Regions from separate parts of the Homo sapiens genome. Here all the other regions are linked to region 4. Evidence: chromatin contacts called from ENCODE Hi-C or POLR2A ChIA-PET data. All regions are on one chromosome and are shown on one strand. The core of a region is the stretch at or near the end of the contact, and the rest is flanking DNA. Distances in the headings are between cores, read along the strand shown. Region 1 holds the start of RBL1 (RB transcriptional corepressor like 1). Region 2 holds the start of CPNE1 (copine 1). Region 3 holds the start of ROMO1 (reactive oxygen species modulator 1). Region 4 holds the start of TGIF2 (TGFB induced factor homeobox 2).

Evidence for each region. Hi-C counts contacts between places; a loop is a spot of excess contacts on that map. ChIA-PET counts read pairs that join two places held with the same protein, here RNA polymerase II (POLR2A). Pooled maps may share reads with other maps.
Region 1: a loop to region 4 is called in a pooled map, with 21 times the contacts of the local background. The contact joins the promoter of RBL1 here to the promoter of TGIF2 in region 4. A Hi-C loop is called at or near these places in 8 of 50 pooled maps. POLR2A ChIA-PET finds 5 or more read pairs at or near these places in 4 of 52 experiments (GM10248, GM12878, HEK293T and 1 more).
Region 2: a loop to region 4 is called in a pooled map, with 11 times the contacts of the local background. The contact joins the promoter of CPNE1 here to the promoter of TGIF2 in region 4. A Hi-C loop is called at or near these places in 1 of 37 single-sample maps with no recorded cell type and 5 of 50 pooled maps. POLR2A ChIA-PET finds 5 or more read pairs at or near these places in 1 of 52 experiments (GM12878).
Region 3: a pooled map shows a loop between it and region 4 (6-fold over the local background). The contact joins the promoter of ROMO1 here to the promoter of TGIF2 in region 4. A Hi-C loop is called at or near these places in 1 of 50 pooled maps. POLR2A ChIA-PET finds 5 or more read pairs at or near these places in 2 of 52 experiments (RWPE1 and activated CD8-positive, alpha-beta memory T cell).

The regions. Positions count from the first base shown.
Region 1 is chr20:37,092,948-37,098,190 of GRCh38, reverse strand. RBL1 (RB transcriptional corepressor like 1) reads left to right here and starts at 2,194. Exons shown (of 22, transcript NM_002895.5): 1 at 2,194-2,418. The coding sequence starts at 2,263. RefSeq lists enhancers at 1,736-1,785, 1,906-2,175, 1,826-2,502, 2,736-2,835 and a silencer at 2,406-2,465.
Region 2 is chr20:35,663,396-35,669,064 of GRCh38, reverse strand. CPNE1 (copine 1) reads left to right here and starts at 4,165. Exons shown (of 16, transcript NM_152925.3): 1 at 4,165-4,305. It overlaps RBM12 (RNA binding motif protein 12), which reads left to right and starts at 4,165. Exons shown (of 3, transcript NM_006047.6): 1 at 4,165-4,305. It overlaps NFS1 (NFS1 cysteine desulfurase), which reads left to right. Exons shown (of 13, transcript NM_021100.5): 13 at 1-1,013. RefSeq lists enhancers at 4,197-4,246, 3,828-4,332, 4,517-4,626, 4,947-4,996, 4,837-5,342 and 1 more and a silencer at 4,304-4,598.
Region 3 is chr20:35,697,049-35,702,330 of GRCh38, reverse strand. ROMO1 (reactive oxygen species modulator 1) reads right to left here and starts at 2,926. Exons shown (of 3, transcript NM_080748.3): 1 at 2,875-2,926; 2 at 2,568-2,698; 3 at 1,351-1,533. The coding sequence starts at 2,698. The coding sequence ends at 1,425. It overlaps NFS1 (NFS1 cysteine desulfurase), which reads left to right and starts at 2,979. Exons shown (of 13, transcript NM_021100.5): 1 at 2,979-3,139; 2 at 3,741-3,850; 3 at 4,531-4,647. The coding sequence starts at 3,043. RBM39 (RNA binding motif protein 39) reads left to right here. Exons shown (of 17, transcript NM_184234.3): 17 at 1-984. RefSeq lists enhancers at 2,302-2,521, 2,093-2,752, 2,753-3,412 and a silencer at 3,012-3,201.
Region 4 is chr20:36,572,272-36,578,150 of GRCh38, reverse strand. TGIF2 (TGFB induced factor homeobox 2) reads right to left here and starts at 4,554. Exons shown (of 3, transcript NM_021809.7): 1 at 4,406-4,554. TGIF2-RAB5IF (TGIF2-RAB5IF readthrough) reads right to left here and starts at 3,636. Exons shown (of 5, transcript NM_001199535.2): 1 at 3,516-3,636. DLGAP4-AS1 (DLGAP4 antisense RNA 1) reads left to right here and starts at 4,876. Exons shown (of 5, transcript NR_109939.1): 1 at 4,876-5,239. RefSeq lists silencers at 4,198-4,367, 4,438-4,527, 4,558-4,877 and an enhancer at 5,378-5,437.

The sequences.
Region 1 (5,243 bases), core at 945-3,444, 520 kb before region 4:
TATTTTGAATTACATTTGGAAGGGTACACACTATAATCTTTTTAGTCTTGGAATCCCTAAAGGTCATAATCAGGTTCCAACCACATGCTTTGGGAGAACTCTGAAATATTAAACCACAACAGGGAGGCTAATCATAGAGGCTATCACACAATGGGATCAAAATAGAAACAACCTTCATGTGTATCTGGCTCAAAACTGAAGGGCAGAGTAAATCTATTTCACTACCCATACTTCATTTTCTTTTTTCTTTTTTTTTTTTTTTTTTTTGAGACGGAGTCTCGCTCTGTCACCAGGCTGGAGTGCAGTGGCACGATCTTGGCTTACTGCAACCTCCGCCTCCCAGGTTCCAGCGATTCTTCTACCTCAGCCTGCCAAGTAGCTGGGATTACAAGCGCCCGCCACCATGCCCAGCTAATTTTTGTATTTTTAGTAGAGACGGGGTTTCACCATGTTGGCCAGGATGATCTCGATCTCCTGATCTGGTGACCCGCCTGCCTCAGCCTCCCAAAGTGCTGGGATTACAGGTGTGAGCCACTGCAACCGGCCTTCCATACTTCATTTTCTATTCAGAAAAGCTCAATTTTGGGTTAAATGGGCATGTCCTGGGATAATAAGAAAAAATAAAACCAATATAAGGAAGGGCATATTGATTTTTGGTTTTTTTAAATGCATGCAGGTGAGGCTGGGTTTGACAGATGTGTCCTCAGTTGTTTGTTTTTGAGACAGAGTCTCACTCTGTTACCCAGACTGGAGTGCAGTGGTGCAATCTTGGCTTACTACAGCCTCTGCCTCCTCGGTTCAAGCGATTCTTTATTCTCATGTCTCAGTTGCCCAGGTTGTTAGGATTACACAAGTGCACCCACACGCCCAGCTAATTTTTATATTTTTAGTAGTGACGGGGTTTTGCCTTGTTGGCCTGACTGGTCTCAAACTCCTGGACTCAAGTGATCCACCTGCCTCGGCCTCCCAAAGTACTGGGATTACAGGCAAAGCAAATAATGGAACAACAAAAGAACGAAGACAGGGATTTATTGAAAACAAAAGTACACTCCATAGTGGGGAAGCGAACCCACGCAGCAGCTCAAGGGCCCAGACACAGAATCTTCTGGGGTCCAAATACCCTCTAGAAGTTTCCCATTGGCCACTTTATGCTCTCTTGATGTAACTGAAGTGGTAGCCCACAATCAGTCTGAGTGGTTGCAGAAAGCAACCAATCAGAGGCCAGGGTGAAGTTAACAAAATTATACTTCTATGCAAAGGAAGACTCTCCCGCCATCAGTCTGATTGGTTGTGGACAGCAACCGTTCAGAGGCTGGAGTGAAGTTACAAAGTTGCAAACAAAGACTGGAAGGCGCTCAGTGTGATTTGTTGCAGACAGCCAATTTCCCATCTGCCATGCAGAAAAGGTCCAAGGGAACAGCCTCTGGTTCTTTTGTTACTTAGGCGTGGAAAGTTGGGGTTTTCCTTTCAATTTAGTTCTAAGAAGTCACGTGAAACAGCCATAGGTTCCCTGCCTCCAGACCCTATTCTCCTGCCTCATTTACTGCAGTCTTCTCTGCCTGCCTCTTTTAGCGACTAGCATGAGATGAGGATTCGTCTTCTAATATCCGTCACCAATCCTTCCCCTCTGTCATTTAGCGAACCACTCACTGGGCACTAGGACTTTGGGGAGAGTCCCAAGAGGCCCCTCTTCGTCCAGGGGCTACTTTTTTCTCTTCCAGCCTCCATCTCCTAACTCAAGGGGTACAGCTCAGATTATGTTTGGCGCCCAGGGACAGTGACAAACCCAGGGCCCGTGGATAGAGGAGGCATCTCACTACGCTGCACGAGGCCACCTCGCAGTAGGCAGCCCAGCCCTGCCCCAAAACCCAAGAGCCTAACCAGGAAGACAGGGGGAGGCCGCGGGCTTCATCTCCCAAGAGATGGACTACACCTCCCAGCAGGCTCTGCGCGCGGGCTGAGGATCCCTCCGCTCTTTTTCTGTCCCGCCGGCTGGGCCCCCCGCGACCAGCCAAGGGCCAAGGACAGGTCTTTCAGAATCTGAGGTACATCTTCTTATCACATTTCCGGGGAGGGACTGCTAGGAGCTCCGGAGGAAAAACGGACTTTTTTTGAGGAGAAAAGCGGAGGCAGACGGTGGATGACAACACGTCCCGCAGCTGCAGATTTTCGCGCGCTTTGGCGCAGGTGGTTGTGGGTAGCGCGCCTGGGAGGGAGAAAGAAGTCGGGGGCCGTGGCGCGCAGCCCGCGGGGCCTGAAGGGATGTTCGAGGACAAGCCCCACGCTGAGGGGGCGGCGGTGGTCGCCGCAGCCGGGGAGGCGCTACAGGCCCTGTGCCAGGAGCTGAACCTGGACGAGGGGAGCGCGGCCGAAGCCCTGGACGACTTTACTGCCATCCGAGGCAACTACAGCCTAGAGGTGAGCGGCAGCAGGTGGGGCGGCCGGACCCTACCCTCGCCAGGCCCCACCCCTGCCCCGCCCCTTCCTCGGCCTATGGGGTGGTGGGAGTTTCCCCACCTAGGAGGGTCGCTGCGCAGCCAAGCGCCGAGGGGCGGGAAAGGTGGGTGTAGCTCAGCCAATCCACCCATCATTTTGAGGCGGGAAACTGAAGCTCAGGAAAGGAGCGGCCTAGGTCCCGCGCCGCTCAGACCCCAGGCTTCCTGACCACACTTCCCTCTACCCCGCCAAGCGCCACAAAAGTCATGGTGCTGCCCTTAAATCAGTAAGAACAAATATAATGGTAAAGTGAAAATGAACTGCATGCCAAGACATCACTGCCCAGAGCTTTAAATGGACCCTCAGTTCCGTCTGAACCCCTTCTGTGATCCCCATTTCACGCAAGAGGAAGCGGAGCCCTAGACGGGTTAAGCTACAGGCCCAAGGTCACACGGTTAGAGATGGAGCCAGACCCAGGGTCTGAGCCGTTTAACCTCCACCCTCTGCTTCACCAGGGTGGAGCTGCCGGTCGCTGTGCAGCAGTTTGATCAAAGCCAATGTGCACACGAAGCTGATCTCAGCCCTACGTTTCCTCCTCCGTCAGAGCATCGTCCTGATGCTTTGCATCAGTGTCTGGCTCTGAATAAAACAAATGTCAGTTATAATTACTTGATTTTTTTCCCCATCATTCTTGCATTTTATCCTCGCAACAGCCCTGTGAACATGGCATGGCAATGAGTATTAGACTGCTTTCCAGGTGATAATGGCAAGGCTCAGAAGGTTGTCTTGCCTAGGATTATTCTAATATAGAAACCCAGGCTGGGCGTGGCGGCTCACGCCTATAATCCCAGCACTTTGGGAGGCCAAGGCGGGCGGATCACTTGAGGCCAGGAGTTCGAGACTAACCTGGGCAACACGGCGAAACCCCATCTCTACTAAAAAAATACAAAAACTAGCTGGGTGTGGTGGCGCCTGCCTGTAATCTAGCTACTCGGGAGGCTGAGGCAGGAGAATTGCTTAAACCCAGGAGGCATAGGCCGCAGTGAGTGGAGATCACACCACTGCACTCCAGCCTGGGTGACAGCAAGACTCTATCTAAAAACAGAGAAAGAAACCCAGACGAGCATAAGCCCAGTGTAGACAGAATTGTGATGGAGTGTATTTCATGTAGCACCACTGGCCTCATGTTCAAAGGCTTTCATGTGCCAAGGGCGCTGGACCCACTCCCAGGGTGCACCACTGACTCACCACCCAGTGAAATAATTGCTGGGTTCAAAGGCATAGAGTTGGAAAAGTGTCGATTGTATGTGTGCCTATATATGAAGGAGTAGTACCTGAAAAAAGTGTCTTCAGAACTGGATAGACTGGGTAAAGGACAATGGTCCACATCCGTGGGTGGCATGACTGGAGAGCTGTGGGAAGAATAAGAAAGTAAGGGAGATTAGAATGAATGGCGTCTCAATTGAAAACAGATTGATTTTTGAAAGCCTGAGAAAGCATTTCTGACATCCTAGGTCTGATTTGGTCTCTCTTGCCCAAGGTCACACCATCTGTCATTGAATAAGCATTTACTGTGTCAAACTATGGTCAAGGCATGCACCTGTTTCAGATTCTTGAATATGACAAGTTTGTTCCCAGTTTTGTGGTATATCCATGCCATTCCCTCTGCCTGGAATATTTCCCCTCACCCCCAACACCAGGAAAAGTTGAGAGCTAAATCTCTAGTTAGGCAGAGTTGAATAGGACATCTTCAATGTTTGCTCTACTTATTTATTTTTTCTTTCTTTTTTTCTTCCTTAGAAACAGGGTCTTGGCCGGGCGCACGGTGGCTCACACCTGTAATCCCACCACTTTGGGAGGCTGAGGTGGGCAGATCACCTTAGGTCAGGGGTCCAAGACCAGCCTGGCCAGCATGGTGAAACCCCGTCTCTACTAAAAATATAAAATTAGCTGAGCATGGTGACGTGCACTTGTAATCCCAGCTACTCAGGAGGCTGAGGCAGGAGAATCTCTTGAAACCAGGAGGTAGAGGTTGCAGTGAGCCAAGATCACGCCATTGCACTCCACCCTGCACAAGAGTGTAACTCCATCTCAAAAAAAAAAAAAAAATGGAAAGAAACAGGGTCTTGCTCTTTTGACCAGGCCTGGAATGCAGTGGTGCAATTATAGCTCACTGTAAACTCAAACTTCTGTGCTCAAGTGATGTTCCTGCTTCAGCCTCCCCAGTAGCTGGGACTATAGGCATGCACCACGGTGCTCAGCTAATTTTTCAATTTTTTGTGGAGATAGTATCTGACTATGTTGCCCAAGCTGGTCTTGAACTGGCCTCAAGTGATTTTTCTGCCGCAGCCTCCCAGAGCATTGGGATTACAAGCATGAGCCACCGAGCCCAGCCCAATGCTTGCTTTAGAAAGCACAAATGTATGAACTGAAATTTTGTGTTTATTCTATCCAGTGTTTATTTTCCTCTTTTTTTAAAATCAATTTTTTAAAGGTATTTGGAGTAGTCATTTTCATATATCTCATGCTTCCTAAGAAGTCTTTCTCCAATCCCTACCCCTCTCTAGTCTACCTGACAAACTCCTGCTTACATTTTTATTGATTTACAAATTTTGTCTCCTTTTGTGAGGCCTTCCCTAAACTGTAGTCAAAATCAGTTATTCACTGCACTATATTCTCCTACAACACTTTATCTTCAGTTCTTCTTATAGCTTGTATATCTCACCAATTATAAATGATAGTATCTGTTCCTCTTCTTAGCTCCAGATGTGAAGTTCTGTGAGATCAGAAAACATTTTTTGTATTTC
Region 2 (5,669 bases), core at 2,916-5,415, 910 kb after region 4:
AGCTAGAAATATGTCTGTGACTCCACCAGTTATTCTAATAATTTGTTTTCTTGAAAATTGTTAATTTCAAGACTGGAGAAATAAACTCACCTTCTATTTACTCTGTGACTTTATGAGAGGTTGAGGGAAAAGTGGAAGCTGTACTTGGGAATTGTGGAGAAGACCGCCACTCCATCTGATTTGCATAAATGACTCAGTGGGCTTTTGTATCTCTTCATTTAAGAATTATTTGAATGCCTGCCAGGAGCCAGATTTGTTCTGGGTATTAGGAATACACTGGTTAACAGGACCAAAAAAGACCCTGCCCTCACTGAGTTTTAAATTTTAGTGGAGAGATGGAAAATAATTAAACAAATAAACAATGTTATAGATTGTGATAAGTGCTATGAAAGAATTAAGTGGTAAGAGGACATAGCAGGGAAAACCTACCATGCTGGGTGTTTGAGGAAAGTTTTTCTGAGGAGGTAGTGCTTATAAATATGAAGAGCTCGCTAATCTAGAAATGAGAGGTGAGAAGGAATGGCAAGAGCTAAGGGCCTGAAGTGTGATAAAGCACAAAGTATTATACTTTAGAAACCAAGAGAAGGCCATTGTAACTAGAGCTTTTCATTTGTGGGTCTGAACCCATAGGTGGGTAGTTACCAGTACTTAAAAAAGGAGATAGTATGTTAGAGTACATTTATGCATATTTTAAGAATATATTTTGATGATATATTTGAATTTGTATACCAGGTTATAAATGTATTTCTTATTGTGGATAATGGTCAAAAAAGTTTAATTGCTTTTCATACTTGCCAGTAGCAGGGGGACAGGAAAGTTTGAAAGCCACTGGGCTAAAGTTTGGTAAATGTAGATGGACAGTGGAAGGAGGAGATGAAATTATAGAATTTTTCTTGTTGAAAAATATCTTTTTTACTTAGAATAATTTTAGATTTACTGAAAAGTTGCAAAGATAGTAGAGTTGTAGATCTATTACCAGTTTTCCTCTAATTAAAAAGTCTTACATAAAACTATGCTAATTTGGCTGGGTGTGGTGGGTCACACCTGTAATCCCAGTACTTTGGGAGGCGAAGGTGGATGGATTGCTTGAGCTCAGGAATTCAAGACTAGCCTGGGCAACATGGCAAAACCTTTACTCTACAAAAAAATACAAAAATTATCTAGGCGTGGTGGTGCCCACCTGTAGTCCAAGCTATTTGGGAGGCTGAGGTGGGAGGATCGCTTCAGCCCGTGAGATCAAGGTTGCAGTGAGCCTTGATCGCACCACTGTATTCAAGCCTGAGCGACAGAGTGAGACCCTGTCTCAAAAACAACAATAGGCTGGGTGCTGTGGCTCATGCCTGTAATCCCAGAACTTTGGGAGGCTGAGGTAGGCAGATCACGTGAGGTCAGGAGTTTGAGACCAGCCTGGCCAACATGGCGAAACCCTGTCTCTACTAAAAATACAAAAATTAGCTGGGCATGGTGGTGGGTGCCTGTAATCCCAGCCACTTGGGAGGCTGAGGCACAAGAATAGCTTGAACCCTGGAGGCAGAAGTAGCAGTGAGCCGAGGTGGCAGTGAGCCGGGATGGTGCCACCACACTCCAGCCTAAGCAACAGAGCAAGACTCCGTCTCAAAAAACAAGGCCAGGCGCGGTGGCTCATGCCTGTAATCCCAGCACTTTGGGAGGCGGAGGGAGGTGGATCACGAGGTCAGGAGATGGAAACCATCCTGGCTAACACGGTGAAACCCCCGTCTCTACTAAAAATACAAAAAATTAGCCGGGCGTGGTGTCACGCACCTGTAGTCCCAGCTACTTGGGAGGCTGAGGCAGGAGAATTGCTTGAACCTGGAGGTGGAGGTTGCAGTTAGCTGAGATTGTGCCACTGCACTCCAGCCTAGATGACAGAGTGAGACTCTGTCTCAAAAAAAAAAAAAAAAAACAACAAAAGAAAACTATGGTACATTTGTCAAAACTTAGAGGTTAACATTGGTATATTAGTATTAATGAAACGTGATTTTCTAAAATTATTAAAGATTTTTTTATAGAGACTGGGCCTGTGTTGCTCAGGCTGGTCTTGAAGCAATCCTCTTGCCTCTTGGCCTCCCAAAATGCTGGGATTACAGGTGTGAGGCACTATGCCCGGCCTAAACTTCAGATTTTATTCAGCTTTCACCAGTTTTCCTGTCTTTTTTCTGTTCCAGGATCCAACCCTGGATGCTACATTGCATTTAGTAGGTTTTGTTTTTAATGGACTATGTTTTACCTACACAGAGCAAACCTATAAAAACCTATAAAGCATAGGTTTAGTTTAACAGTGTGGCCTGGTTTTCCAACTTGCTGTTTTTGGCATACTGGGCTAGCACCAGTCCAGTCTGCCATAGAAATCCCGAAAGGTTGTTGGAATTGTGATAATTTCAACCTTTTTTTTCTTTTTTTTAAGTGATAGGGTCTTGCTCTTGTTACCTGAGCTAAAGTGCAGTGATGCAATCATAGCTCACTGCAGCCTCGGACTCCTGGGCTCAAGGGATCCTCCTGCCTCTAACTCCCGAGTAGCTAGGACTACAGACTTAAGCCACCACATCCAGCTTTTAATTAGCAGGGGCATGAAGTTCGGGGGGCTAGGCCCAAAGCGGCTTGAGAACAGCTTTCTTTTTTTTTTTTTTTGAGATGTAGTCTCGCTCTCCTGATGGTCTCCATCCCCTGACCTCGTGATCCTCCCACCTCGGCTTCCCAAAGTGCTGGGATTACAGGCGTAAGCCACCACGCCCAGCCAGAGAATAGCTTTTTCTATAATAAAATAATACTATAGTGAAGCCGTGGAGGGGTCACGATGGATTTAATTTTTTTTTTTTTTTTGAGACGGAATCTTGCTCTGTCGCCTAGGCTGGAGTGCTATGGCGTTATCTTGGCTCACTGTAACCGCCACCTCCCGGATTCAGGCGATTCTCCTGCCTCAGCCACCCTGGTAGCTGGGACCACAGGCGCCAGCCAGCACGCCCAGCTAATGTTTGTATTTTTAGTAGAGACGAGGTTTCGCCATGTTGGCCATGCTGGTCTTGAACCCCTGACCTCAGGTAATCCGCCCGCCTCGGCTTCCCAAAATGCTGGGATTACAGGCGTGAGCCACTGCGCCCTGCCCTAGATTAAAACTCTTTTTTTGTTTTTTTTTCTGAGACGAAGTTTCGCTTTTGTCATCCAGGGTGGAGTGCAATGGCGCCATCTGGGCTCACTGCAACCTCCACCTCCCGGGTTCAAGCGATTCTCCTGCCTCAGCCTCCCAAGTAGCTGGGACCACAAGCACCGCCACCACACCCAGCTAGTTTTTGTATTTTTAGTAGAGGCTGGGTTTTGCCTTGTTGGCCAGACCGGTCTCGAACTCCTGACCTCATGATCCGCCCTTCTCGGACTCCCAAAGTGCTGGGATTATAGGCGTGAGCCACCGCGCTCGGCCTGTATAAACTTTTTTTTTTTTTTTTTTTTTTTTTGAGATGGAGTCTTGCTCTTTCGCCCAGGCCGGAGTGCAGTGGCGCAATCTCGGCTCACTGCAAGCTCCGCCTCCCAGGTTCACGCTATTCTCCTGCCTCAGCCTCCCGAGTAGCTGGGACTACAGGTGCCCGCCACCACGCCCGGCTAATTTTTTGTATTTTTTAGAAGAGACGGGGTTTCACCGTGTTAGCCAGGATGGTCTCGATCTCCCGACCTCGTGATCCGCCCGCCTCGGCCTCCCAAAGTGCTGGGATTACAGGCGTGAGCCACCGCGCCCGGCCCCCGGCCTGTATAAACTCTTAAATGGGAAAAAAGAATCAGGTTTTGGCTGTTTTGTCAGGATATAATAACTAGCCACCACGTTGTGGTCCATTTAATCCTCAAAAAACTTAGAGGTAAGCACAATTCGCTCCTTCCGCGGAAACTGGAAGACGTGAAGCAATTTGCACAGTCTTGCAGTGAAGGGCCAAGCTAGACACTCATACCCAGCCCACCCGCCAGGGCCACTAGCCCAAGGTCGGTCCTGTGCGCCAACAGTCGCAAGCAGGGACTGAATATCCCCCTCTTAGCACAAAACCCAGTAACTTCCGGGAGATCGCCCGAGACCGTCAGCGCGCTTGCGCGGCCCCTTGACGTCAACCACGCCGTTCCTCCCCCTTCTGGAACGCGGAGCCGCTGAGCGGGCCGACGGCCATTTTGTGAAGCGGCGAAGGAGGTGGTGGCTGCGTTGGGCTCCGGGAAGCCGTTCGGGCTGGGGCTGTCGGCCGCGGGGCGGAGGCACTCGCGCGGGGGGTAATTCGGGGTCTGGGTTCTGGTGCCGCGCAGCTTTCCCCGGTAAGACTCCCGCAGCCCCTGAACGGGTGGGGCTGTGCGGGGCTCGTGGTGCCCCTTGGTGGCCCGGGGCGGGGCCTTCGGAGGCCTTCGAGCCCGCGGCAACTAGCGCCCCACACAAAGGGTCGAGGCAGGGCTGCAGGGGGAGTGGGATGCCACTTAGGCCTCTGAGATCTGAGAGGATGCAAGGAGGACGCAAGAGGATGAGCCTGCGTACCGAAGTGGGGACGAGGCCATAGCGAGGACTCCCCCGTGGTCTGAGAGGGGGCAGGCCAGAGCTGGCTGGCTCAGCGGCCTGCGAGCTAACGGGGACTGCAGTAAAAACACGCCTACATCCCGAGTACGGAGGATTTCTTGTCTCCCCCAGTGAAGCAGAGGTTATAACTACATCTCTGTGCCTGGAGGTGGGGAGATAATCGTAGTGAGGACACTCCTTCAACCCGAAATGGAAAGGAGGCCTTTGTGGCCTACCAGCAAAAGGGGACCCAGGTCACACCTGTGGGGAGGAAGCTGTAGTCGGTACACTCCTGTGAGTTCAGAAAGGAAGTGTCACAACCGGCCGCCTTCGTGGCCTGAAGGTGGAGGGGTTTGCAGTGAAATGCCTCCGAGGTCCATTGCTGGGGAGGGGCTTTACTCGAGGGTGTAGCAGTTTTGAGAAGCCGGCGTCTGAAGCTAGGAGGTGAGGGGGTGGGGTGAGTACGCCTCCTGAGGCTCTGAGAATTGTAGTAAGATGCCAGGCCTTTGGTCCCCCAGTAGGGAAGGGGCTGCTGTGAGCAGCACATTTACGGCTCCCTCGGGAGAGGATCCTGTGGCATTTCAGGAGGACGAGATCCAGTGGGCTGCGGAGGGTGGGTGCTTTTGATGGAGAGTTAATTGAGTTTCTCTGAAGCTTGGCTGCATTAGTTTGCAGCCACGTGAATTGGGTGGTGGGAGGGACTTTGAGGATCTACAGGTTAGTGACGGGGTTGGACGCCAGTGCAGCAGGCTTAGCTGCTAGGTTGTAAACGTACGGGCTTTTTGTGTGCCTCCAACGTGTGCTTTATAGTGACAAATCTGAGGGGCTCTTGTGAGGGTTACTCAGTATTAAGTGCTAAACATTTACTCATCTGCGTGGTGTCATGCTGAGAATTGCAGACTTTAAGAGATTTCTGGGCCCTAAAACCCTCCTTGGCTCCAGGATTCTCAGAGATAACCTAATATAAATTGAAGAAGTTGGTAGGGACCGTTTTATATTATTCAATAATAGAGTCAGTATAACCCACTGGAAAAAAGTGTGATGGCAACTGAAGGTTTGTTGAAGGGAGAGGCTAGGCTTGTGACTGCAGTATTTTAGAGCTTCTTGCTTGAATGGTTTGAAATGGTGTAAT
Region 3 (5,282 bases), core at 1,677-4,176, 870 kb after region 4:
TTTATGTCCAATCAGTTCCTGAGTCAGCATCCCACTGGTTCGAAAATCTGTAACTAATCTGGTAATGTCCTTAATTTCCTCCTGCCTGTCAGTGTTCCAAAGTGTTCATCTAGTTTTCTTTTATCTTTATAATAATTACTACCATCTTTGAAAGTTCTGTTTAAGAAATGCTTAATGGGCAATGCGGGTTAGTAACTCCAGGGTCTGCGTGGCCTGGGCAGGTGAGATGGACAACTGCCTCATTACAGAAGCTTTTTATCATCAAACTAGTAAGTTTTGTGGAGGGCAAGCTATATAGATTGTTGATGAGTGGTTAGAAAATCATCTGGAATTTAGCCAGTTGAGAAGCTACAGAAGTTTCTATTTTTTTTTACAGTGGATGAACTGTTTTGCTTTTTCTGATAAAGCCACTAGGTATATCTAAATAACAACCTCGGGCTGGACGTGGTGCCTTATGCCTGTATATGTGAACACTGGGAGGCGGAGGCGGGTGGATCATGAGGTCAAGAGTTTGAGACCAGCCTGGCCAACACAGTGAAACCCCGTCTCTACTAAGAATACAAATTTTTTTTGTTTTGAGACAGAGTCTCGCTCTGTCGCCCAGGCTGGAGTGCAATGGCTCGATCTCAGCTCACTGCAACCTCCACCTTCTGGGTTCAAGCGATTCTCCTGCCTCAGCCTCCCGAGTAGCTGGGAATACAGGCGCGTGTCAACACACCCGGCTTAAGTTTTTGTATTTTTAGTAGAGACGGGGTGTCACCGTGTTACCCAAGATGGTCTCCATCTCCTGACCTTGTGATCCACCAGCCTTTGCCTCCCAAAGTGCTGGGATTACAGGCATAAGCCACCGCGCCCAGCCTAACAATACAAAATTTAGCTAGGCATGGTGGCACGTGCCTGTTATCACAGCTACTCGGGAGGCTGAGGCAGGAGAAACGCTTGAACACAGGAGGCAGAAGTTGCGGTAAGCCGAGATCGTGCCACTGCACTCCAACCTGGGCGACCAAGGAAACAACCAACCTCAGGATGAACATTGCTTTGGAAATAATGCAATGTGTGACCTTGAGGAAATTTCGGCTTATAAATCCATTTTTTGAAGTAGTTTTTCTCCTTTAAAATGGTGACCGTAGTAACAAGCACAGAGTTGTACTGAGTAATTAGTTGAATAGTATCTATGGAAAATACTAGACACTCCCAAGTTTTCCAATTTTGGATTAAGAGAGGCAGGCCTTGTGAAAGAGATACTAACCCTAGTCATTACGTTAGTCCATCTCTTTAGTGCAGAAGATCCTTGGCAAAGCTGGATAATAGGCTGAGAGAAGAATATTCCTTTAAGAGAGGGACACTGACTACTCAAAGACTTTCTTTTATTAGTACATGGGCTGGGATTGATGGGAAGGGACAGATGTAGTTGGCAACCATGGTTAGCATCGGATGCCCATCCCAATGGCCATGAATGTGCCAAAGGTGCCGCCACTCTGCATCATGGTTTTCCCAATGCCGCCCATCAGCTCTCGACCCCGCATTCCGATCCTGAGGAGGAAACCAAGATGGAGCTATTTGGTAACAAAAATATCAGAAAGAGTATTAACTGCTCCTTTCCAATTTTTTGCTAACACTAGTCTAGCAACCCCTACATCTGATTTTCCACTTACTGGATATTATATCTTACTACCTGGGGTGGGTAATGAGAAGGAAAAAGATCCATCTGGGTCTCCAGGGTATTTTTCTGGTGGATGTCGTATTAACTGCCTTCAGTTTGTGGGAGGCAGCAGATGCAGTGTAAAATACATAGAGAAACCAGCTTTTTTGACTGGTGTTGCCTGCAGTTTAAGACCCAATAAAGACATCTGTCTTTTAGTTTCTTGGTGTTAATGATTTTGGAGTAAGGTGGGGGTTCAAGAGTCAGCTCTACAATTTACACATAGTGTCAAGTGTAAAATGGGCATCTCAACATTATTTACAGGATTTTGAAAACTACAGTATTTAGCACAGTGCTTAACATAGAGTAAGTGCTCTGTAAATGATAATTTACAATCTAGGGATATGGCAATAACAGCCTCTAAATGTGAAAATGACCTTTAGAGTGTAAAGTTTAACTGCTTTATCTCTGTATCCTGTATCCAGAATAGTAAAACCGCTGAACGAGTTTCTTTCCTTATGCGCAATTGGAAAAAAAAATAAAAGCAACAGTAGTAACTAGTTACTGAGCACTTAATATGTGCCAGATGCTGTGCAAAGTGTGCTGATCGAATTTTTACAACTCTATAAGTTAGATGCTACTGTCTTCATTCTACACTTAAGGAAACCCAGTCTCCAACTTGCCTAAAGTCACCGAACCAGTAAGAAAAGGGCCAGAAAGCATTTTGACTCTAAAGCTCAAATTCTTAAGCACTGACGCTTCCAACCTGACTTTACAGATTGAAGGTGGTTTGGAATGAGTCTGGCTCGCGAGGGGACAGAGAGGGAAGTCGAAAGAAGGAGGCTGTGTTCAGGCTCCAGGCCGAATGGGGCAGGGCCGGAAGGTCTGGTTGTCCTGCCCAGAGATCACCGCCCGCGCCCCTCACCTGAGACAGGAAAAGGTGCCGAAGAGCGCCCCGGCCGCCATGCCCACGGCGCAACCCATCACGAAGCCCATTTTGACACGGTCGAAGCAGCTTGGCTGGGACTGTCCGTAGGGACCCACGGCCACCGGCATCTGCGGGGGATAGGAAAGTGTGGGCCCAGGCGCTGGCCCAAGAGTCGGGCGGGGACGGAAGCGGTAGGCTGGGAAGTGGGCCCAAGGGCTCAGGGGAAGTAAGGGAAGGAAAATCAGTGGGTAGCCCGACTCCACCACCCTCTTCGCGTTCCGGCCCCGCGTCGCCCGGCGCCTACCTCACCTCGCTCGCGGGCTGGGTCGCTCAGCTCTACGTCTCTCACGGAAAACGACGGGGAGGGCGCTCGCGGCCCGATGAATCGCTTCCGGAGCGCCGGGCAGCACTTCCGGGAGCCTGGGGCCCAGGACTGCAGCGGCTTCGGAAGGTGGGCTCTGCCAGCGGGACCATGCTGCTCCGAGCCGCTTGGAGGCGGGCGGCAGTGGCGGTGACAGCGGCTCCAGGGCCGAAGCCCGCGGCGCCCACTCGGGGGCTGCGCCTGCGCGGTACGCTCGGGTCCCGCTCTCCGGGAGGCGCGGACCTGTCCCCTCCGCGCGGCGACGCAACTGAATATTCCGGAGCCTTCCTGTCCACCCTGCTGCCCAGACCCTCTGACCCTTCTCTCAAATGACACATCCCTCAAACTTTCTTAGGCGGGTCCCCGAACGGTTGACCCCGGCGCACCACCCCTCGCACCCTGCGCGACAGGCCCCCAGAGCCGTGGAGGCGCGTCCTTCAGACCGCTCCTGGCCAAGTTACAGATGCTGCTCCGGGCTCCCGTGCAGACCGTTACCTTCGGTCAGAAGGGACTGCACCTACTCTGGCTCCACGTTCCTTCTAAACGTCTTTGCCCTTTAGAGCCTTCCTTCCTACGATACCATTTGAATATCAACTCAACACCCCCTCCAGGAACCCTCTCTCCCTCTCCCTTACCTCCTTTTACAGCGTGTCAGGTATCTGGTGTTGTTTTCTTTCCATTGAGATTCGACCCTAGCATCCCTTACACTTATCTCACCTCCAGCCAGATTTTTCCTTCTGCCCTTTGGATGCCATGCGTTCATAGTTGCCTTCGGTCTTACTTGGCTACTCCGTTCCATTTTTTATCAGTTGGAGACCGTGCTCCTCAGTCTGCGGTTCCCGCAGATACAGCCGCTGCCCCGGAGGTGGGGCCAGTGCTGCGACCTCTCTATATGGATGTGCAAGCTACAACTCCTCTGGTAAGGATGAAGCTTTTCCCAAGGCTGCTTATAGGAAGTAAATGATGGGCGTGATCACGCAAAGAAATGGCTGAATCCCTGGAGAAGTGAGAGCCGTGAAGGTGTGCTGGAAAAAGCACTGAGCGAGGAGTCGGGAGGCTTAAATTCGAGGCCACTGGCATTGGCTTTACTACTCACTAGCAATTGACCTTGGTCAGATCACTTCAGCGCAGGCTCTATAGTATTAGTTAAAAGCATGGGCTCTGGAATGAGCAGAACGGCCACTTAGTAACTGTGTGAACTTGGACAAGTATTAAACGGGTTAAAAGACTAATGCAAGTTTTCACCAATGTGTGACCAGGGGTGTTTGCCTAGGCCCTGTCCTGTCCCAGCCCCTTATAGATCACATTACCTGGCAGGAATGGAAACACCAGCAGAAACAGATGTCGGAACAAGGCAGTGTTTGTAGACTACCTGAGGGGAGGCAGAACAATCCGAGTTGGGATGGGTTGTGAGTGGGAGTGTATTAGGTTGATATTTGGTGGGTAGTTTTGTGGGAACAAAAGAATGTTTGAGGCCTCCTCTAGGCAGTGCCTGAGGGGTTGAGAGTGTCTTAAGGCAGGGTGGCCAGGTCTGAGGGGTGGAGTGGGACCTGAATTGACGATGCGCTCAAGGAAAATGATCTGTTCTGTTGTGTTCAGGACCCCCGGGTGCTTGATGCCATGCTCCCTTACCTAATCAACTACTATGGGAACCCACACTCCCGGACACATGCTTATGGCTGGGAGAGTGAGGCAGCCATGGAACGTGCTCGTCAGGTTAGTACACAGGAGTCTAGGAGGTTCTAAGGTCAAAGAGGGGCAGTGGCCTGTGGGAGGCATTTCTTTCTTGGTAGGTGTGCATGGAGGTAGAAATGGTTTTGGATTCTTTCTGGAAGAGATTCAAAGAGCAGCCTTGGAGTTTGACTGCAGGCATTTGATTGGTTCCCATATTTCCTGGCTAAATGACTTGGGCAAGTTATCTAATTTCTTTGAGCCTTATTTTCCTCATTTAAAACAGAGATTGTGGTAGTTTCTACTCTGTAGGGTTACTGGGTGGATTAAATAAGACAATGCTGATAAAGTGTTTATTACCACAACATCTGTAAGTAAGAAGTACTATAAATAGTAAGAGCTCAATAGTTCTTTTTTTTTTTTTTTATGAGATGGAGTTTTCACATTTGTTGCCCAGACTGGAGTGCAGTGGCGCACGATCTTGGCTCACTGCAACCTCTGCCTCCCGGGTTCAAGTGATTCTGCTGCCTCAGCCTCCCAAGTAATTGGGATTACAGGCACACGCCACCATGCCTAGCTAATATTTTTGTATTTTTATTTATTTATTTATTTACTATTATTTGAGACAGAGTTTTGCTCTTGTTACCCAGGCTGCAGTGCAGTGGCACGATCTCGGCTCA
Region 4 (5,879 bases), core at 3,305-5,804:
GTGAGCCACCATGCCTGGCCTGTACTGAGCATTTTACATGTTATCTCATTTAATCATTACAATTCCCCAATAAGGGAGAAGCTATTATTATCATCATTTTATAGATGAGGTAACAGAGATCAAGAAAGCTGCCCAAGGCCTGCGCAGTGGCTCACACACACACACACAAAATACAAAAATAAGCCAGGTGTCATGCTGTGCATTTGTAAGCCCACCTACTTGTGGGACTGAGGCAGAATTGCTTGAGCCCAGGAGGTCAAGGCTGTAGTGAACTGTGTTTGTGCCACTGCACTTCAGCCTGGGTGACAACAAAATAAAAAAGGTCTCAAAAAACAAAGGCCGGGCACAGTGGCTCATGCCTGTAATCCTAGCACTTTGGGAGGCCGAGGCAGGCAGATCACGAGGTCAAGAGATTGAGACCATCCTGGCCAACAGGGTGAAACCCTGTTTCTACTAAAAATACAAAAATTAGCTGGGCATGGTGGCGCGTGCCTGTAGTCCCAGCTACTCGGGAGGCTGAGGCAGAATTGCTTGAACCTGGGAGGTGGACGTTGCAGTGAGCCGAAATCGTGCCACCGCACTCCAGCCTAGTGACACAGCGAGACTCCATCTCAAAAAAAAAAAAACAAAAACAAACAAAGGCCGGACACGGTGGCTCACGCTCGTAATCCCAGCACTTTGGGAGGCCGAGGTGGGTGGCTCACCTGAGGTCAGGAGTTCGAGACCAGCCTGGCCAACATGGCAAAACCCCGTCTCTACTAAAAATACCAAAAAAAAAAAAAAATTAGCTAGGTGTGGTGGCACACACCTGTAATCCCAGCTACTTGGGAGGCTGAGGCAGGAGAACTGCTTGAACCTAGAAGGCAGAGGTTGCAGTGAGCTGAGATCATGGCATTGCACTCCAGCCTGGGTGACAGAGTGATTCCCTGTCTCAACAAAAGAAAAAAATAAAAAAATAAAATAAAATAAAAATTAGCCCAGTGTGATGGTGTGCCAGTAGTCCCAGCTATTCTGAGAGGCTGAGGTGAGAGGATCCCTTGAACCCAGGAGTTCAAGGCTGTAGTGAGCTATGATCGCACCAGTGCATGTCAACCTGGACGACATAATTAAAAACCTGTTTTCAAAAATAAAATAATAAAAAAAAAATGCCACGTGCTGTGGCTCACACCTATACTCCTGGCACTTTGGGAGGCCAAGGCAGGTGGATCGCTTGAGCTCAGTAGTTCAAGACCAGCCTGGGCAACACGGTGAAACCCCATCTCTACAAAAAATACAAAAATTAGTTGAGCACGGTAATGCATGTCTGTGGTCCCAGCTACTCTGGGGGCTGAGGTGGAAGAATCGCTTGAGCCCGGAGGCAGAGGTTGCAATGAGATGAGATCACACTACTGCCCTCCCATCTGAGAGGCAGAGCAAGACCCTGTCCCCCTATCCCCCCGCAAAAAAGTCCTAAAATTGACTATAGTGATGGTTGCAAACATACCAAACCTGCTGATGAGTATACTTTAATGGGTGAATTGCATGGTATGTGAGTTATATCTCAATAAAGCTGTAAAGGAAAAAAATCCCACCCCCAGGTTAGGATAGTGAAGTCGGATTTGGACCAGGCCTCTCCCCACCCCCTCTTGTGAGCTGTATACTGTCTTGCCTCCTAGGTCTCCCAAGGGCCAGTGAGAACTCTGGAAACTACAGATCACCATGATCCTGCAGCAGTCCAAGTAATATTTAAGGAGCACCTACTGTGTACCTTGCAGTGAGAGAGGTGAGTCATCTCTCTACTGGTTGCTTCTTGGACATTCTCCTTTGTCAGGCCCCTTTAGCCTGGTCCTAGACTCAACCACTCAAAATCCAGGTGAATGAGCAAGGCCCACCCTCCACTTGGCACTGTAACTTGGACAAGGATCCTCCCCTTTCTGGGCTTGAGTCCCCTCTTCACCTGTCAAATGAAGGAAGGATTTTCCCTAGATAACCCAACTCAGCTGCTCAGTCCCTGGACAAAGTTCTGTTTCACACGTGCAACAAAGATTTTCTTTCTTTCTTTCTTTCTTTTTTTTTTTTTGAGATGGAGTCTCGCTCTGTAGCCTAGGCTGGAGTGCAGTGGCGCAATCTTGGCTCACTGCAATCTCCATCTCCCAGGTTCAAGCAATTCTCCTGCCTCAGCCTCCCGAACAGCTGGGATTACAGGTGTGTGCCACCACATCTAGCTATTTTTTTTTTTTTAGTAGAGACAGGGTTTTGCCATGTTGGCCAGGCTAGTCTTGAACTCCTGACCTCAGGTGATCTGCCCGCCTCGGCCTCCCAAAGATCTGGGATTACAGGTGTGAGCCACCCCGCCCAGCCAGATTTTCATTTTAAAAGCAAAAGTTCTAGGCCAGGCTGATGCCAGGATCTCAAGGCTCCTCCCTTCTCAGCCTTTTAACAGCTCCCCAGCAGGCCGGCCAACAGACTCTGGCATCTCCCAGGTTTTGTTTCCTCTTCTTGGACCCGAGCCCAGATCTCTGGGCTGGCTAGGCCAGGCTTTCGAGGGAAGGGTCTACCCTTTCAGTCAGGCCACCTGGAGGTGAGACAGGCACTGGTTAGACGTGCCACTCCTCAGAGAGCACCACTGCAGGCTGCTTTCTGAGGTCAGACAGCCATTTCTAGGTGGCCAGGGCAGCTGGGATCTGGGCTCAGTGATGCAGCCCTGGCCGGCTGTGAGAAGTACTCAAGGTTATCTGTACAAATTCCACCCTGGCTGCCAGCCAAGTCTGTCTGCAGGGTTCCCCGGGTGGGCCCTGGGGAATGACCCCTCAGTCTACACAAACTTCTCCACCTCGGTGTTCCGCCACACAGGGCCATCTGTAGTCTGGGAGGCTTCCCACATATGCACCCCACACCGCACCCAGACACACTCACGCCAGGCAATTAACCAACAGCGCTAGGATAACTGGCCCGGACCCATCGCTCAAGCCTTACAAACCCTAGGGTTTTCACCGACGCATACAGCACGCACACGCACAGCTTACAGACCCCAGGCCTAGCACGAACAACTGTGACCCACACAACTAGCCCAACTTCTGTACCCGCCCACCCACGAACTCCAACCGACCCGGCCACCCCCGATCTCTCCGACAGGGAAAACTCCAGGCGTCATCACACTAACAATCAGTTCTACCCTCAGTGACCTGTGGCAGCAACCCCTCGACACAACATCCCGTACACCCTCCTACAGACTCCCACGACGCCACCTGCAGCCACTCCCGCACGAACTTTCTGACAACTCCCCTAGCTGGTCCCGACACTCCCCCGGGCCGCGCACTCACGCCCGCATTCCCAGCAGTTCAGACAAAGCGCGCAACCTCCCCCGCGGCCCAGACCGAGTCGGAGCACATGGCTCCTGGGTCGGCGAGGAATCGTCCGGCGCTCGGGGCGCTTGCACCCCACAGTCCCCACACCCCGGGCCGACTCCGCGCACCAGCTCCCGCGCGGGCCCGCCATCCCGGTGGGACGGGGGCTCTGGAAGAAAGAAAACTCACGTGTCTGTCCCGGGGCAGGAAAAAGTTTGGTTCCCACCCCTACTCCGGCAGTTCGGGGCTGGCCGACTCTTCGGGGCGCGGGGACGGCGGAGCGTGCGCGCTCGGCTTTGTGCTCCGAACTGGGCCCGGAGGGGGAGGGGAGGGGAAGGGAGGGGAGGGGGCTGGGCTCCCACCTCCGCGCCGCCCCCCCCCCCCCAGCCCTGCGCCCAGACTCCATGTTGGCCGCCCCCTGCCCCGGAGACTACGCGCTTCTCCCGCGGGAGGCTTGGATCACCTTCGGCCTGCCCGAGGGTCCCGGCGCGAACAAACTTTCTCCGGGGCGCCGGCCCCACGCGCCCCGCTTCCTTGGCCAGCCTGGGAGTGACAGATGCCTCGGAGACAGACTTTCCTTTGTTCCAAAGGAAAGGGGAACTCGCGCGGGCTCCCCAGGGCCCCCCCGCTCCGGGCCCTTCCCGCGGCCCCCACCCCCAGCTGTCACTCTCGGCCGCCCCCTGTCCGGCTCGGCGGCGGGGGGGCCCTGCTGGCGGTTAGCAACGTGCACTTTTGAAACCAAACAAATCCGTCCCCCCGCGCGCTCACTCAGGTCCGGTGCAGGATCGGCCCTCTCCTGGGGTGGGATCCTATGAAGCTGGGCCCCCCACCAGGGCCCCAAGCGGGCTTCCTCCCGGGGGCTGGAACAGTCCCCCACCGGCCCCCGGAGCGCAGCGCCGTCGGGACTCACAAACACCCCCCGGGGGCCGTCGGGACTCACAAACACCCCCGAGCTCACACACCCCCTACCGCACGCGCCAGGACGACGCCCCCTCCCCGTCCGGCCGAGAAAAAGAAACTTTCCAAGTTGTCCGCGCGCCCCCACCCCCATCTGGCCCTCTGCTGCTCCCTGCACTGACTTTTCCCAGCGGCTTTCGGGTCCACGCGGCCTCCGGCTCGGCGCGGGGCGTCCCGGCGGGGAGCGGGGGGCGCCGGGGGCGCGCGCCGCGTACCTGCCCGGCCTGACACTCGGCCTGACAGCTCGCGGCTGGAAAGCACCTCGCGGCCTGACGTCAGATCCCCTCTCCTCCCCCCGCGCCCTCTGCGCCCTCCCCCACCCGCCCGGAGGGAGAAAACAAACTTTGTGCGGAGCGCGACGAGCTGCGCCCACCCCCCGCGGGGCGGGCCGTCGGCGCCGAGGGGCTTCGCCCCGCCCAGCGCGCCCGGAGGGGGCGGGGCCGCGGGCACCTTCTTCCTGCGCCCACCCCGCCCTCAGGAATGCTGCATGGCCTACCCATAGCGGCGGTGGGAGCCTCCGCCGGGGAGAGCCCGCTCGGGGGCAGGAAGTGGCCCGGCCCTCCTCGTGGAGGGCGTTTCCGGAGCGCCTACTGTGCTCCTTGCCGGGGTGGGGGTCGTTACCGAGTGGGAACTTCTGCAAATCCTGACTTTTGTCACTTCGCGCCCCGCACAAGATGTCCTGCCGGCGGTGCGATTGGTCCCGTTGCTTCGAGGGGAAACTGAGGCCACTTAGTCCGGGCACTTACCCGCAGCTAGTTAAGGACTAGGCTCTGATGGAGACGCTTGTTACGACCTCAATGGCCTGTAGAATCTGGGAGGCCGCCTCCGACCTAAGCCCAAAAAGCACATGATCGGGCTCACAGGGGGCGGCCAGAGGTGAAAACAGCCAACGCTTTACAACGACGCTGTGCGGGGCACTTCGTGTGTGTCATCCCGTCTCATCCTCGGGTGATAGGGTATGTGTTGTCCTATGTAAGTCTCTGGCTTACTCATGAGCCGCAGAGAGGTTCTTGATTTGCTTTTGTCACACAGTCAACCGGTATCATTCAGCCCAGGTCGGTCGATAGTGAAGCCTGATCCCTTACCCCTTGTGCCCGGCCTTAAACGATCAGTCCAGGAGCTCCCGGAGTTCCTGTCTGGTTTCTTTTTCCTCTTCTGCCAGTTACACCCTACTCCAGAAGGTTTTCCTTGGCCTCCCCCACCCCAGTCAGTACATTCTTCCCTGCTCTCTGCTGTGGGTACCACATACTGTGATATTTCTGTTAACCAGCCTCTTAGGGCATCCCCCCACGCCCCCCAGCCCTGTACCCGGACACGGCTAGGTCCAGATATCTAGGGCCCTTGAGCTTGGAAATCGCTTTGAAAACAGCTTTTGGACTTAATTACCCTTTAGCAATGGAGAACTCTAGGAACAAAACTCTTAATTTTTTCCAAACAAGCCTTAAGCCAATCAGAATGCTGATTAAAGATTGTTAAGGTTTCACCTGGACACCCCATAGAAGCCAGACTTCCTGCAAATGTTAAAAACCTCCTCACGGCAGCGGGTGAAATGTCAGTGGCACTGCCTGTTGCTCTCCATTTCACAGACAGGGAAAA